Regions from separate parts of the Homo sapiens genome. Here all the other regions are linked to region 3. A link is a contact called in ENCODE Hi-C or POLR2A ChIA-PET data. All regions are on one chromosome and are shown on one strand. The core of a region is the stretch at or near the end of the contact, and the rest is flanking DNA. Distances in the headings are between cores, read along the strand shown. Region 1 holds the start of FKBP5 (FKBP prolyl isomerase 5). Region 2 overlaps FKBP5 (FKBP prolyl isomerase 5). Region 3 holds the start of DEF6 (DEF6 guanine nucleotide exchange factor). Region 4 overlaps FKBP5 (FKBP prolyl isomerase 5). Region 5 overlaps FKBP5 (FKBP prolyl isomerase 5).

Region 1 (2,700 bases), core at 8-2,507, 390 kb before region 3:
TTGAAGGCAGCATGGCGATTTCTGGACGAGGCTCTTCATAAATGTTTGAATGCAGTATAGTGCAAAGAGAGCAGGTTTGGAGCCAGGAGACATGAGTTCTAATCTGGCTATGGGATATTAGGTTTCCATAGGTAACTATTAGGTCCCACGTGTAACTAGCTATGGGACATCAGGTTTCTGTTTCCTTAAAAATGAGAGAGTTGATTAGAGATTCCCTAAGGCCCAGGTGCAGCTCCTGCATCTCTATGGGAGTAACTCAGAGGTAGCCATCTGGTTGGCAGTCTACCTTTCGGAGTTGGCGGAAGAACTCAGCCGTTTTGTTTTTGTTTTTGTTTTGAGATGGAGTCTTGCTCTGTCACCAGGCTGGAGTGCAGTGGCGTGATCTCGACTCACTACAACCTCTGCCTCCCAGGTTCAAGCGATTCTCCTACCTCAGCCTCCCGAGTAGCTGGGACGGCGCGCGCCACCAAGCCCAGCTAATTTTTGTATTTTTAGTAGAGACGGGGTTTCACCATGTTGGCTAGGATGGTCTCGATCTCTTGACCTCGTGGTCCGCCCACCTCGGCCTTCCAAAGTGCTGGGATTACAGGCGTGAGCCACCCCACCTGGCCGAACTCAGCCGTAAGGCCTCTTCCTGTTTTAATCTCCTGGGATCTCCTGCTTGAAAGGTAGCAAGCCAAGAGAAAGTATGGTCTTTACAGTCACTGGGTGTCCAGAGGGAGGTGATATCTGCTAAATTGGTTCTCGAGGTGGGATTTCCCCAGTCCCGACTGGGCATCTTAGACTTAATGGGGTTGCTTCCTAGGGCTAACCTGGCCAGCTGACCTAACAAACAGCCTGGCCTGCCCCTCTCCGGCCTCTAGGTAGGCCCTGTGGACAGATAGGAGGGGCAGTGCCTTCAGAGAGACGATACAGATGGGAAGTCAACTAGCTTGCTTAGGCATTAATTTCTCGGGAGGTAAGAGATGTGAGGGGGTGTCAGTTTCCACCATCCCTTCTCTATGGCCCCCACAAAGGGCAAGGGCCAGACACGTGGGCTGGCGTGGGGAGGTGGAGGAGCAAATGATGGGGGCGGGGCCTCATTTGCATGGACGGCGCGCGGCCACCAATCCGGACAGGCGGATCGACAGCCCGCGCGCCTTTTGGGGGCGGACTGACAGCCCCGGGGCCCTATGGAAGGCGGGTCCTGCGGCCGGCTGGGGCGGGACGGCGCCGGGCGCTGCCCCGGGGATTCGGGCCGGCTCGCGGGCGCTGCCAGTCTCGGGCGGCGGTGTCCGGCGCGCGGGCGGCCTGCTGGGCGGGCTGAAGGGTTAGCGGAGCACGGGCAAGGCGGAGAGTGACGGAGTCGGCGAGCCCCCGCGGCGACAGGTACCGGCGCCATGGCCACGGAGATGGGGCGGCCGGCCGCGGCGCCCCGGGAGCCGAACGCCCTCCTTCCAGGTCCCGCCGCGGTCGCACTCGCTGCCTCAGCTCCCACCCCCACGCGGCTTCGCAGCCCAGGAGCCGCGTGTCGCGGGGGAGCGGGGTCCGGAAGCCTCGAGGGGAGCGCGCGGGAGGCCTCGGCCCCACTGCGGCGCCCCTCGCCGCGCCCCAGGGGCCGCGGGGCCGGTGCTCCCCGCGGGAGGCGCGGAGACTAGTGACCGCGGGCGCCGCTCTCCGCCCCCGCCGGCCTCTCCCGGCAGAGGCGAGGCGGGTCGCGCCCGCCCGTCCTCACTGGGCTTTTGTTTCCCGCCCGGGATGACAGGTCCCGCTCCGCCTCCGGTCTCTGGCCCCCGGCTCTCCCCGGACAGGCGGCCGGACCCTCAGCCGGCACCGCTGCGGGCGGGAGCCAAACTTCGCTTTCGGGTCCGGGCGCCGGGACAACCGGACCCCAGGGCGAGCCGAGCGCCGGGACGCCGCGGGCGCGGGGCGGATTCGCCCACCTGGCGGGGCTGTGAAGGGGATGGTGGCGGGGTGGCCGCGCTCCGGGTGTGGACGGGCGGTCCCCGCCTTCACCTGCCGCCTCGGGACAAGCGTTGGGGAACCGCATCGCCGCTGTCGGCCGCTTGTGGAGGAGTCCGCGCAGCGCCGTCTAACAGGTGATCCGCGTCACTCCCAGGCCATACCGAAGCGGCTGAACGCTGTGCCAGGGCTCCTTATGCTCTTCTGTTCTGGGACGTGAAAACGTCTTCCGCCTTATTGGTCGTCCAAAAAGGTGCACCGGTCACAGTATAAGAGTCAAAAACCAGTATTACCAAAAAGACACTACGAGCGTCAGGGTGCAGAGTGGCTTTCTTCGATTAACGAACCGGCAGGACCATCGTAGTCTCTAAAATCGGGTTCTGCAGTGGTGGCGAAAGCGTAGTAAGTTTCAAGTTGTAAGCGGAGATGCAGAATTGTAGATACCCTTCAGTGTGGTTCAGGACAGTGTGTTCAGCGTTTGGCCGCCGTTCAGTAAATTCTGCATGAAGCAGTTTGAGCTCGTGGTTTTGGATTTACTTTTCAGGAGTATGTTTTCCAGTGGAATAAGGCTTACTACTGAATGGGAGCTTTCTTTGCCTCTCTGAGTGTAGACAGGAGTGTTTATTTTCATTGTCTTCCCATTTTGTTAGATTGTGGACAAGGGAAAAGTTAAAGCATATTTTGGTTAAGTATTTTTAATAGTCTGGGATTCTATCCACCTCCTCCATAAGGGTTTTTACTTTAGAGAATTATAAAGTA
Region 2 (2,700 bases), core at 67-2,566, 310 kb before region 3:
TGGTGGCCGTGGCAGAAGGAAGCCCACATTTTTATCCAATCCACCATTGATGGACACCTAGGTTGACTCCGTGTCTTTGCTATTAAGAATATAACTGTGCTTAAGAGTAAGTGCTGTGTGTGGCTCATGCCTGTAATCCCAGCACTTTGGGAGGCCAAGGTGGGATGGTCACTTGAGCCCAGGAGTTTAAGACCAAACTGGGCAACATAGTAAGACCCCATTTCTACAGAAAAAAAAAAAAGGCCAAGCATGGTGGTGCATGCCTGTAGTGCCGGCTACTCAGGAGGCTGTAGTGGGAGGATCATTTGAGTCACATTTATACCACTGCAGTCTAACCTGGGCAACAAAGCGAGACCCTGTCTCAAAACAAAACAGGCTGGGCGTGGTGGCACATGCCTGTAATCCTAGCACTTTGGGAGGCTGAGGTGGGTGGATCATTTGAGGTCAGGAGTTCAAGACCAGCCTGGCCAACATGGTGAAACCCTGCCTCTACTAAAAATACAAAAATTAGCTGGGTGTGGTGGTGGGCGCCTGTAGTCCCAGCTACTTGGGAGGCTGAGGCAGAATTGCTTGAACCTGGGAGGTGGAGGTTGTAGTCAGCTGAGATTCTGCCACTGCAGTCCAGCCTGGGCAACAGAGTGAGACTCTGTCTCAAAAAACAAACAAACACACAAACAATGCTGCAGTAAACATGTCAGTGTAAATGCCAGCTATCTTTCTGATAGAACGATTTATTTTCCTTTGGTTGTATACCCAGTAATGGGATTGCTGGGTCAAATGGTACTTTGATTTTTAGTTCTTCGAGAAATTTCCAAAACTGCTTTCCACAGGAGCTGAACTAATTTCCATTCTCATCAACACTGTTTAAGCATTCCCTTTTCTCCACAACCTTGCCAACATCTGTTCTTTTTTGACTTTTTTTTTTTTTTTTTTTTTTTTTTTTTTTTTTTTTGAGACGGAGTCTCATTCTGTTGCCCAGGCTGGAGTGCAGTGGCGCGATCTTGGCTCACTGCAACTCCCGCCTCCCAGGTTCACGCCATTCTCCTGCCTCAGCCTCCCGAGTAGCTGGGACTACAGGCGCCCACCACCACGCCCGGCTAATTTTTTAAAATATTTTTAGTGGAGACGGGGTTTCACCGTGTTAGACAGGATGGTCTCGATCTCCTGACCTCATGATCTGCCTGCCTCGGCCTCCCAAAGTGCTGGGATTAAAGGCATGAGTCACAGCGCCCGGCCTTGACTTTTTATTAATAGTCATTCTGACTCAGTTGTGAGATGGTATCTCATTGTGGTTTTGATTTGCATTTCTCTGATGATTAGTGATGTTCGGCATTTTTTCATGTTCGTTGGCTGCTTCTTCGTGTCCTTTGCCTACTTTTTAATGGGGCTATTTGCTTTTTTCTTGTTGATTTGTTTAAGTTCTTTTCTGGATATTAGTCCTTTGTCAGATGCATAATTTGCAAATGTTTTCTCCCATTCTGTAGTTTGTCCATCTGCTTCGTTGATAGCTTATTTTGCTGTGCTGAAGCTCTTTAATTAGGTCCCAACTGTCAGTTTTTCTTTTTGTTGCATTTGATTTTGGGGACTTAATCATAAATTATTTGCCTAGGCAATGTCCAGAAGAGTATTTTCTAGCTTTTCTTCTAGGATTTATATAGTTTCAGGCCTTACATTTAAGCCTTTAATCCATCTTGAGTTTGTTTTTGTATATGGTGAGAGGTAGACGTCTGGTTTCCTATTTGGATGCCTTTTATTTCTTTCTCTTGCCTGATTGCTCAGGCTAGGACTTGCCGCATACTGATTGCTGTGGCTCAGTACCATGCTGAATAGGAGTTGTTAAGAGTGGACACCCTGTTTTTTTCCAGTTCTTAGGCGGAATGCTTCCAACTTTTGCCCGTTCAGTATGATATTGACGGCTGGGTGCAGTGGTTCACACCTGTAATCCCAAGACTTTGGAAGGCCGAGGCAGGAGGATTGCATGAGCCTAGGAGTTCAAGACCAGCCTGGGCAGCATAGTGAAACCTTGTCTCTACTAAAAATAAAAAAAATTAGCCACACATAGTGGCATGCACCTGTAGTCCCAGCTTACTTGGGAGGCTGATGCAGGAGGATCACTTGAGCCTGGGTGATACAGGCTTCGGTGAGTTATGGTTGCACCACTGCACTCCAGCCTGGGCAATGGAATAAGACCTTGTCTCAAAAAAAAAAAAAAAAAAAAAAAAAAAAAAGATATTGTCATAGGTGGCTCTTATTATTTTGAAGTATGTTCCTTTGATGCTTAGTTTATTGAGGGTTTTTTATAATGAAGGGATGTTGGATTTTATTGAATGCTTTATGCTGATTGATTCTGAACATTGATAAAGAGGTATATATATATATCTTTAAATGATTTGTTCAGACTTTAATGGAAAGTACTAGTAAGAATAGCATGTAGAATTTCCAAATCACCCCATGTGGAGTGGGGAAATAGAGGAACAAGGAAAACTTCATCAATTGAGCAAAAATTGTTTTAAAAAATAAGAAAACACGGGCCGGGCACGGTGGCTCACGCCTGTAATCCCAGCACTTTGGGAGGCCGAGGCACGTGGATCACGAGGTCAGGAATCGAGACCATCCTGGCTAACATGGTGAAACCCCATCTCTACTAAAAATACAAAAAATTAGCTGGGCATGGTGGCGGGCGCCTGTAGTCCCAGCTAC
Region 3 (2,700 bases), core at 130-2,629:
GGAGGTTCTCCCTAGGTGACAAAAGATAGTAGTGGGCTCTCCTTCCTGGGGGAGTGAAATCATCTATTAGATGCTCACAAATCCAGGTAAGGAATTTAACATAGGACCAGTTTGGGATATTCAAGTTCCTCACATCCAAGTTCAGTAAAGTAGGGGGTTGGAACGGTGGTGGGGCACAATAACTGTTCTGTCCCATTCATCTCTCAGGTATCCAGCACCCTCTACCTCGGTCATTAAGAATGGAGGTTTCCTTGAGACCACACGTCTCCTTTGGAGGATGGGGCAGGGAGACACCAGTTTAGTGCCTAGCCACATGCCAGGCACAGAGCCTCACGAGGGGCACTCAAGTACTTGCAGAGTGAACGAAGGCACCCCTATGGCAGGTCCTAGAGAGCTGAGGCCTACCTTGCTCCTTTCCCCCAGTGTTCGCTGATTCTAGTGGCTGAGGGCCTTGCTTCCTCCCCACTAACTAGGGTAGGGAAGGCAGCACTACTGGAGGACTAGAGGAAGAGAGAGAAAAACTCCTTGGCCTCCCAGAAATTGTCTAGGCCAGATGATTGACTTCAGGACAATCATTGATTGGGATTTTCCTGGGCTTAGATTCTCCCCCTTCCCTACCTGAGGTCTCAAGGCCTAAGGTAAGTTTCCCAACCTGATATGTGTGGTGGATAGGGGGGTGAGCTGCGTAGCAGTATAATAGGGTCCTCAGTCCTCACCCACTCCGCAGCTCTGTCCCACCTGGCGGGCAGGGTTAGACAGGCCAGACAGGTTTGGGACTGGGGGCGGCCCCTTTATGCCTCTCTCAGCTCCAGAGGAAATGACTGCCAAGCACTGGCTAACTGTTTCTCTTGAAAGTCAGGAGGAAGCAGCAAGAAAGAGCACACTGCGTGCCCAAGCATGACTCTGTGGAGGTGTGTGTGCTCATCACACAGAGTCTGGGATGTGGCCTGGCTCCTGGCCCTCAGAACCCCATAATGGCCCTCAGAACCTCCTGGCCTCCAGTTGTGGGGCCCAGTTCTGCGCAAGGTTTCTGCACACACTTCACTAGGTCTCTGGAGGGTGGGCAGCGGCATCTACCAGGCTACGTTGGCCCAGTTACCCAGGACCAGCCCCCCGACCCCAGGCCCGGGACGCTGGATGGCTGGGTGCCCCTGGAGTGGCACAGTGTCCACACCTGGCTCCCAGGCGGCAGGGGCTGGTGTGGTGCATCTGCCGTCCTCCCCCGGGTCCCGGGTGCCCCTCACCTTGAGCTGGGACTTGGAGACTTTGCCACTCTTCTCCACGTCCAGCGCGGTAAAGGCGTACCAGATGGACTTGAGCAGTTCCTTGCGCAGGGCCATGGCTGAGGCGCCCGCCCGGCTGGGGGCGGCTCTGACACTAAGATCCGGTTTCAGGAAATGCAAACGGCTGCAGAGACCGCAGAGGTGCCGTGGTGGAGCGAGAGCACCACCTGCCTGCACATTGCGTGAGGCTCTGTGCTGTCGAGAACCCTGCCTGTTGTTCTGGCAGTGCTCAGAGGCTCCACTCCCTGCATGGGAACTGGGGACCAACTCTCCGAGAGCGGGAACCCTCGTTCTGTATCCACGTGGCTCCCGGGGCATGTGAGGCCCTTTTAGAAGCCTCCTCAGACCCGGAGGCTTCTGGAGCCTTCCAGGGCTCCCAGACGCAGCTTGCTGAGGGAAAAAGCAAGCTCATCCTGATATTGGGGTCAGACAGAGTAAAGGTCCAGTCCTAGTTCAACATAGGAGGCCTTGGGTAAGTTACTTAACCTCCTTGAGCAGTTTCCTCATTTGTAAAGCAGGAAAAATGCCTCCGTGTTGTAAGAATGTCTGAGAATGGACGTAAAGCACATAGTAGGCTCTGGGTAGAGCTTTTGGTGCTACTTAACATTACCATGGTGGTGGGACTCCATCCAAGTGGAAGGAAACAAAGGCAACATCACAAAGCTGGAGAAGGAAATGGGCCAGGGCACCTCTCCAGGTCAGGATGTGGCACTTGACTTGCTGGCTCCCTATCCCCTCAGCACTGGCTCTAAACGGTACTCAGAGCACTGCCCACTCTAGCCCCAGTAGCCCTGAAGACACTGGAAACTTCCTGAAACACATGGGGGTGAGCCTTGTGGTGCACCTCAACTTTAAGGGTCCCAGCAGCAGCAGGCTTGGGATTCAGGGCCCTCCATGTCAGTGCTTCCTTTCTTCAGATCCAGTGTCCAAAAGGACTGGGACACGCCCACACCAGGAATGGTGGTCACAGATGTTGAAGACATCTGCTCAGGCCAATTCTAAGACACCTCCCCCTACCCCCTAAGCCAAATAAAAATCCCTCCAAGTAAGGTGCTGGGAATACCTCCTGCCTGGAAGCACGCCCCCGCCCCTCTCTTCCCAAGGAGCTGGTGGCAAGAGTAAATGGGAGCTTTCTAGGCATCCTGGGAGAGGATGCCTGGATCAGAGGAGGGGGTTCCAATCCTAGGAGGCAGGAAGGGGTTGGGGCATATCCATCACAGCAGAGAGAGGAAAAGAGGCACCACCAATCCCTGCAATGTTCCTGTGTAGGCAGAGTCAAACCCAGAGCTTCTTCCCATCAAGTGCCTTCCCCTGTATCCCTTCTTCCCCCTGGAGCTGATCTGGTCTCACCAACTCACTTTTCAGTGGGGTCTGATTGTGGCTTTGAAATCCCACAGCACAGTCCTAGGCACCTAGG
Region 4 (2,700 bases), core at 63-2,562, 290 kb before region 3:
TGGGTTATTTGTATATCCAAATACATAATACACTAGAGGGAAAAATGTTTCTACAAAATTTCTTAAGATCGTGAGTCCTTAACAGTATTTTCTATATTTCCGAAGTCCATAAAAATCCTTAACTATATTTTATATATTTCCTCAATACTTCCAAATAGAATATTAACAGTTTGGGAAGATTTGAGGCTTTTGGCCTTTGACTAGAATTATATCGATTCAGTGTAGTAAAACAGCTCAGCTATTCAGAGGCTCTAATCGGTGCTATGATACAGAATTTTGGAGAACATTATTGGTAATGAAATAATGTTATGAAGCCATCTGTCATATAGCTGTGTTCTGAATATATACAGAGAGATGGCCAGAATTAGTGATCAGTAGCAGAAAGCAATGAGTGTCTGTACAGTTACTTAACTTTGTTGCTTATCAGCATCACAACTGCAAGAGTGATACTATTATGAACCTACTTAAAATTACCAATCTTTGGATAAAATCTGGATCAGCAGTCACACACATGGAAAAAATTATTTTTAACATGGAATTTGATAGGCAAAATTTTTCAAAACATTAGTCCATTGGGGAAAAATTAATGAAAGGTTCAAAACCACTGACCTGAGACTTTTCTCCCAGAATGTCTCTGAACATTTTGTACCACTAAAAACTTCCCTGGAGGCACCTTTATAATTATAGGTAAAAGATCCCAGCAGTAGTCCTAGCGTTAGCTGTAAAACTTCAAAATGGTTAGTAGATAGTTTCCTGTACATATTCCCTTCCCAACTCAGGGCAGGTTTCAATCTGCCATACTGCCCTCCCGGGCCTTGTCTTTCCAGGGTGTCTGACTTGGCATGTTATGCATTTGCACAGAGTCCAGATGTGTAGGTGAGAGCAGAGATGGGCTGAACTAAAGATCTGTATTTCATGCCATCTGCATATTGGAATTCTGTTTCCATTGATCTGTTGGTTTGGTTTATACCTAAATGGGTAAAGCCTCTCTCCTGAGTAGGATTGAATTGTACTCAGCTTTTAAGTGGGAATGATTTTGCCATTGAAGATGTAAAGTCCTCATTTCAACCTCTGAATACTAAAGAGAAGAAAAATAGAGAACTCTATTTGGCTCTGAAAATAATTATTAAGTACAGGTAACAGCATAATATTAAGCCAGGCATTGTGCAAGCGAGTTAAACAGACACGATTTTTGCCCTCATAGCTGACAGTGTTCTGCAGGACAGGAGCATTAACTCACACCTGGTCAGTGTTTTTCTTTTTTCTGACTTGGCAGCAGAGTGGCAAGAAGGCTAAGAACACTGAAGTGATGTGGGATTCTTGCGCCCCCTTGTGCTTCTCCTGGGAAGAAAGCATTTCTAAAACAAACTAGTTGAGGAGAATTGTTCAACCTCTAAACTCTTCAGATAAATCGGGCTTTGCTATATTTTCACCACCCTTGCTGTTCCAAGATACCAGTAATGTGATTTAGAAACAAGCCGTTTATGACTCTAGGATTTGATGTTTTAAAAAAAATTCCTAAGAAGAGTCCACCCTGTCTTTCATCTCTTTCCTTTAGTGCAGAATTTTTCAACCTCAGTACTATCAACATTTGGAGTGGGATAATTCTTGATTGTGTGGGGCTGTCTTGTGCATTGTAGAATATTTAGCAGCATTCCTGGCCTCTGCCCATTAGATGCCAGTAGCATCCTACCCAGTTATGACAACTAAAAATGCCTCCAGACCTGCCAGGTGTTCCCTGGGGGGCAAAATCACCCCCCAGTTGAGAACTGCTTTAGTACCTCAGAAGCAGGGAGTACAAGACAGACTTTTCGCTAATTGGAAGTTGAAGTCTAAATAAAGTTACATGATATATATGCAAGAGCTTTCAAAAAATTAAAATGCCCTATGTGAAGGAACTATTAAGAAGTCTAATACCTGTTTTTTGTGTTTTGTTTTGTTTTACCATGGCCTTCTACCATTCTGATTATTCAGAACTTATTGAAATGTTAAGATCTAGGTTTTTGTCCTCCCTGGCTCTTCTTTTCTTTCCCTATACAATATATTAGGAGATAATCAGAAAAGTTAAGTTAATCAATGCATTAGAGAGGGAGGAGGAGAGAGGATGAAGAAATGAGGCATGACAGGGGAAATGCCTGTCCTTCCTATCTCATCTCAGTGAAACAACACTTTTCATTTCCACCCACACATTTTTTGCTCCCAATGATAGCAAAAGGTTTTGTTGTTGGTATTGTTTTTAGAGAGAGAGGGTCTTACTCTGTCACCCAGGCTGGAGTGCAGTGGCACAAGCATAGCTAACTGCAGCTTCGAACTCCTGGACTTAAGAGATCCTCCTGCCTCAGCTTCCCAAAGTGCTGGGACTATAGGCGTGAGCCACCACACCACTTTAGAAAAAGTCTTGATTCCATATTTACATTCCTTTGATTTCAATATTTACTCAACAAACCTTTATTAAAGACCTCTTGGTGCTAAACCCTGAATATTCCAAAAGGGAGAGGACAATGCTGCCTGTCCTCAAAGACCAGCAAGAGAAAAGGCAGTGACAGAAAGAAAATGCCGACCTGAAACTGGTGAGGACTTTATTCTTTTTTTTTTGTAGCATCCAAAAAAGGAGTGGTAGGCCTAAGACTATGACAAAATTTAAGTATTGTCTTAGCTTGGGCTGCCACAGTAAAATACCATACACTGGGTGGCTTCAAC
Region 5 (2,700 bases), core at 147-2,646, 370 kb before region 3:
ATTTCATTAATACTTTGCTTTTACCTCCATTTAACAAACTTTGGTATTACCATATATGAGATATTTTCATGTGTATGTGTGCATTTATATTTTTTAAATATGTGACTGAGTTTTTTCCCTTTTTCTTAGATTCCTAGGCTATTTCAATATTTTTATACCTGTTGTCTACTCTGCAGCTAATGACACAGATAGCAGTATATGAGTTTTTCTTTTCTTTTCTTTTCTTTCTTTTTTTTTTTTGAGATGGAGTCTTGCTTTGTTGCCCAGGCTGGAGTGCAGTGGCACGATCTTTTCTCACTGCAACCTCCGCCTCCCAGGTTCAAGCGATTCTTGTGCCTCAGCCTCCCGAGTAGCTGGGATTACAGGTGCCCACCACCACACCCGGCTAATTTTTTTTTGTATTTTTAGTAGAGTCGGGGTTTCACCATATTGGCCAGGGCGAACTTCTAACCTCAAGTGATCCACCCGCCTCAGCCTCCCAAAGTGTTAGGATCACAGGCATGAGCCACCGTGCCCACTGAGAATTTAATACACTTTATGTAAGTTAATTTTTTATGATAGTTATCTAGCTTTGCCAGACCAATTTTGTTAGTAAATTTAAAACATTAAAAAATTTTGAATCCTCCTAATTCTGTGTCTCTAATTTAGTAATTTTAAGTTTTGATCCTTGTTTCATTCTATCATTCTTTTATTTAAAAAAATTGTCATTGGCTTTTCTAAAAGTGAATCGTGAATCATGATTCATGTGAAATAATTAACTCTAAAACAGCAAAGATACCTTTTAGAACCTTCATTTTTTATAAATTGCATTAACAAGTTATGCAGTGATGTGAAGATACAAACTAAGGTCATTAAGTTTTCTTTAATTTATAATTTATATTAACCTATTCATTGAAAAGGATTTGATAGTTTGTGATTAAAGCAAAACAGGCAAAGACCATTAAAAACAAAGACAGAAAATGAGCATAAATCACTTGAGAAATAATGAGCAGAATGGGGGAATGGGAAGAAATCTTTATACCAGTAATCTGAGGCAAGATAGTTTCTGTGTTTGAACATTAAATTTAGCTCTGAGCTTCCTGGCAAGCAAGAGAAAAAAGGAAACAGGGTGACTTTTATAGTTATTGTCCAGTAAAGAAAGCTTTTTCAATTTTTCAGAAGAGAGAAACTTTTTCTGAGTCATAAGTTATAAGAGGTTTGTTATGTGAATTCTTACATATGGAACATAATTTATATTTCTAATTTTGAAAATTATTGAATTTCTTCTGTTGCTGTCTTAGCCATCAGGTACCATTCTATGCATTGTAATTATATTGGTCATATTAAGTTCATGTCCACTGTTGTCAAAAGTGGAAATACCATGGCTGGGGTGTGTTTATGTATTGCCTCTAGAGCTGTAGCCACTGACGAACAGGAAACTGAAAGCTAAAAGTTCAGGAAATGTATTGTATTTAGACTGTGGAAAACATATATATGATACTTTACTGAAAACCATGCTCTTTTGAAAACTGAAATATGTATGTATTTAATTAGAGATGAATATTAAGGATTCATATCAGATGCTTAAATATGATAATAGATACAGTATGTGCATTGTAGGCCAGGAATATTGTGCAATGCTAGAAAAAAAGGCAACAGATTATTGTATGTATTCAGCTATATTCTTTCAAGAAACAAAACAGCTGGCACATCAATTGAATTCCTCAAGGATGTCTTATTTCCAGAGAATTCCAGAGTTTTAGTTTTAGCTTAGTTCCAAGGAAGAGGAGGTCCCTGTTTTACAGGATAGCCTATTTCAGTCTTAGGGAGTTCTAATGGTTAACTTCTGTTTTCATACACTGAATTTAACTTTGTTTTCCTGTGATTTATTAATACAGTCTATAGCTTTCTTAGAGTTGAGAAGAAAATGATTAATTGATCAAACTTTTTTTGAAAAGTTAATTGCATCTCAAGTGTTTTCTTAGATATTGTTTCATTTTAGGTTCCTTATAAAATACTTCCTACAGGAGTCTTTAGTTTTGAAGTTATAAAAAAAAATTATCAGAGGAAATATGACTAATGTATATGCTTGGTTGAGCTGCATTTTCTTACTGTTTCTATACTTAGTATTTTAACAGGATGTGATTGATAGGAATTTAACATTCTAATTCTTTAAGACAATCATGAAGTTCTGATAGTTTCTTAGAAATGGAAATTGTGTCATTATATTTTGTTGTTTTATTGTTGTGCATTTTAACAAAAGAGGTGACTTCACATGTACCCTAAAACTTAAAGTATAATAATAACAAACAAAACAAAACACATGTACCCTAAAACTTAAAGTATAATAATACAAAAAAAAGAAGAAAAAAAACAACAAAAGAGGTGACTTATAACTATTCCATTCCAGTTTTATGATATGAAATTGTAGTCACACAGAACATTTAGGGGCCACATTAAGTGAAAATTCCATTTATTACAAAGTTTTTAAAAGGATTTTTAGCTGTATTACATGTCACTTAATTATAATCAATTTAATAGTTTCATTAAAATTAGACTCTTTTCAGGATTGATTTTGGTTTTGGTCTGTTAGGGTTGTGTGTTTACCCCTGAACTGTTGTGGTAGCCAAAGGGATAGAAAGCACTGACTGGCAAAAAATGGACACTGGGCCTAGCCTAAGAGGGAGAAGCAGGGCTTCCCAGAGGAAAGTCCCGGGATGC

Evidence for each region. A loop is a pair of places that touch in the nucleus more often than their neighbours do. ChIA-PET counts read pairs that join two places held with the same protein, here RNA polymerase II (POLR2A). Pooled maps may share reads with other maps.
Region 1: a pooled map shows a loop between it and region 3 (5-fold over the local background). The contact joins the promoter of FKBP5 here to the promoter of DEF6 in region 3. A Hi-C loop is called at or near these places in 1 of 168 maps with a recorded cell type or tissue (naive thymus-derived CD4-positive, alpha-beta T cell), 1 of 37 single-sample maps with no recorded cell type and 8 of 50 pooled maps. POLR2A ChIA-PET finds 5 or more read pairs at or near these places in 1 of 52 experiments (CD4-positive, alpha-beta T cell).
Region 2: a loop to region 3 is called in a pooled map, with 2.3 times the contacts of the local background. The contact joins the enhancer-like site here to the promoter of DEF6 in region 3. A Hi-C loop is called at or near these places in 3 of 50 pooled maps. POLR2A ChIA-PET finds 5 or more read pairs at or near these places in 4 of 52 experiments (CD4-positive, alpha-beta memory T cell, H1, activated CD4-positive, alpha-beta T cell and 1 more).
Region 4: a map of PC-9 shows a loop between it and region 3 (12-fold over the local background). The contact joins the enhancer-like site here to the promoter of DEF6 in region 3. A Hi-C loop is called at or near these places in 4 of 168 maps with a recorded cell type or tissue (B cell, MCF 10A, PC-9 and 1 more), 2 of 37 single-sample maps with no recorded cell type and 10 of 50 pooled maps. POLR2A ChIA-PET finds 5 or more read pairs at or near these places in 3 of 52 experiments (B cell, H1 and activated CD4-positive, alpha-beta T cell).
Region 5: a pooled map shows a loop between it and region 3 (2.8-fold over the local background). The contact joins the enhancer-like site here to the promoter of DEF6 in region 3. A Hi-C loop is called at or near these places in 3 of 50 pooled maps. POLR2A ChIA-PET finds 5 or more read pairs at or near these places in 3 of 52 experiments (T-cell, activated CD4-positive, alpha-beta T cell and activated naive CD4-positive, alpha-beta T cell).

Annotation. Positions count from the first base shown.
Region 1 is chr6:35,687,472-35,690,171 of GRCh38, reverse strand. FKBP5 (FKBP prolyl isomerase 5) reads left to right here and starts at 1,257. Exons shown (of 11, transcript NM_004117.4): 1 at 1,257-1,368. RefSeq lists a silencer at 1,028-1,877 and enhancers at 2,138-2,227, 2,248-2,317.
Region 2 is chr6:35,604,912-35,607,611 of GRCh38, reverse strand. All of the region lies in intron 5 of FKBP5 (FKBP prolyl isomerase 5), which reads left to right. It also overlaps the pseudogene RPL36P9. Among named protein-coding and RNA genes, the nearest start is that of MIR5690, 59 kb to the left of the region's middle. Within about 2 kb of position 1,316, at least 8 of the 41 ENCODE cell types and tissues checked have a DNase peak (open chromatin) inside an H3K27ac peak, as active enhancers do.
Region 3 is chr6:35,296,497-35,299,196 of GRCh38, reverse strand. DEF6 (DEF6 guanine nucleotide exchange factor) reads right to left here and starts at 1,379. Exons shown (of 11, transcript NM_022047.4): 1 at 1,245-1,379. The coding sequence starts at 1,340.
Region 4 is chr6:35,582,628-35,585,327 of GRCh38, reverse strand. All of the region lies in intron 8 of FKBP5 (FKBP prolyl isomerase 5), which reads left to right. Among named protein-coding and RNA genes, the nearest start is that of LINC03135, 40 kb to the right of the region's middle. Within about 2 kb of position 1,312, at least 9 of the 41 ENCODE cell types and tissues checked have a DNase peak (open chromatin) inside an H3K27ac peak, as active enhancers do.
Region 5 is chr6:35,668,272-35,670,971 of GRCh38, reverse strand. All of the region lies in intron 1 of FKBP5 (FKBP prolyl isomerase 5), which reads left to right. Among named protein-coding and RNA genes, the nearest start is that of MIR5690, 4.8 kb to the right of the region's middle. Within about 2 kb of position 1,396, at least 8 of the 41 ENCODE cell types and tissues checked have a DNase peak (open chromatin) inside an H3K27ac peak, as active enhancers do.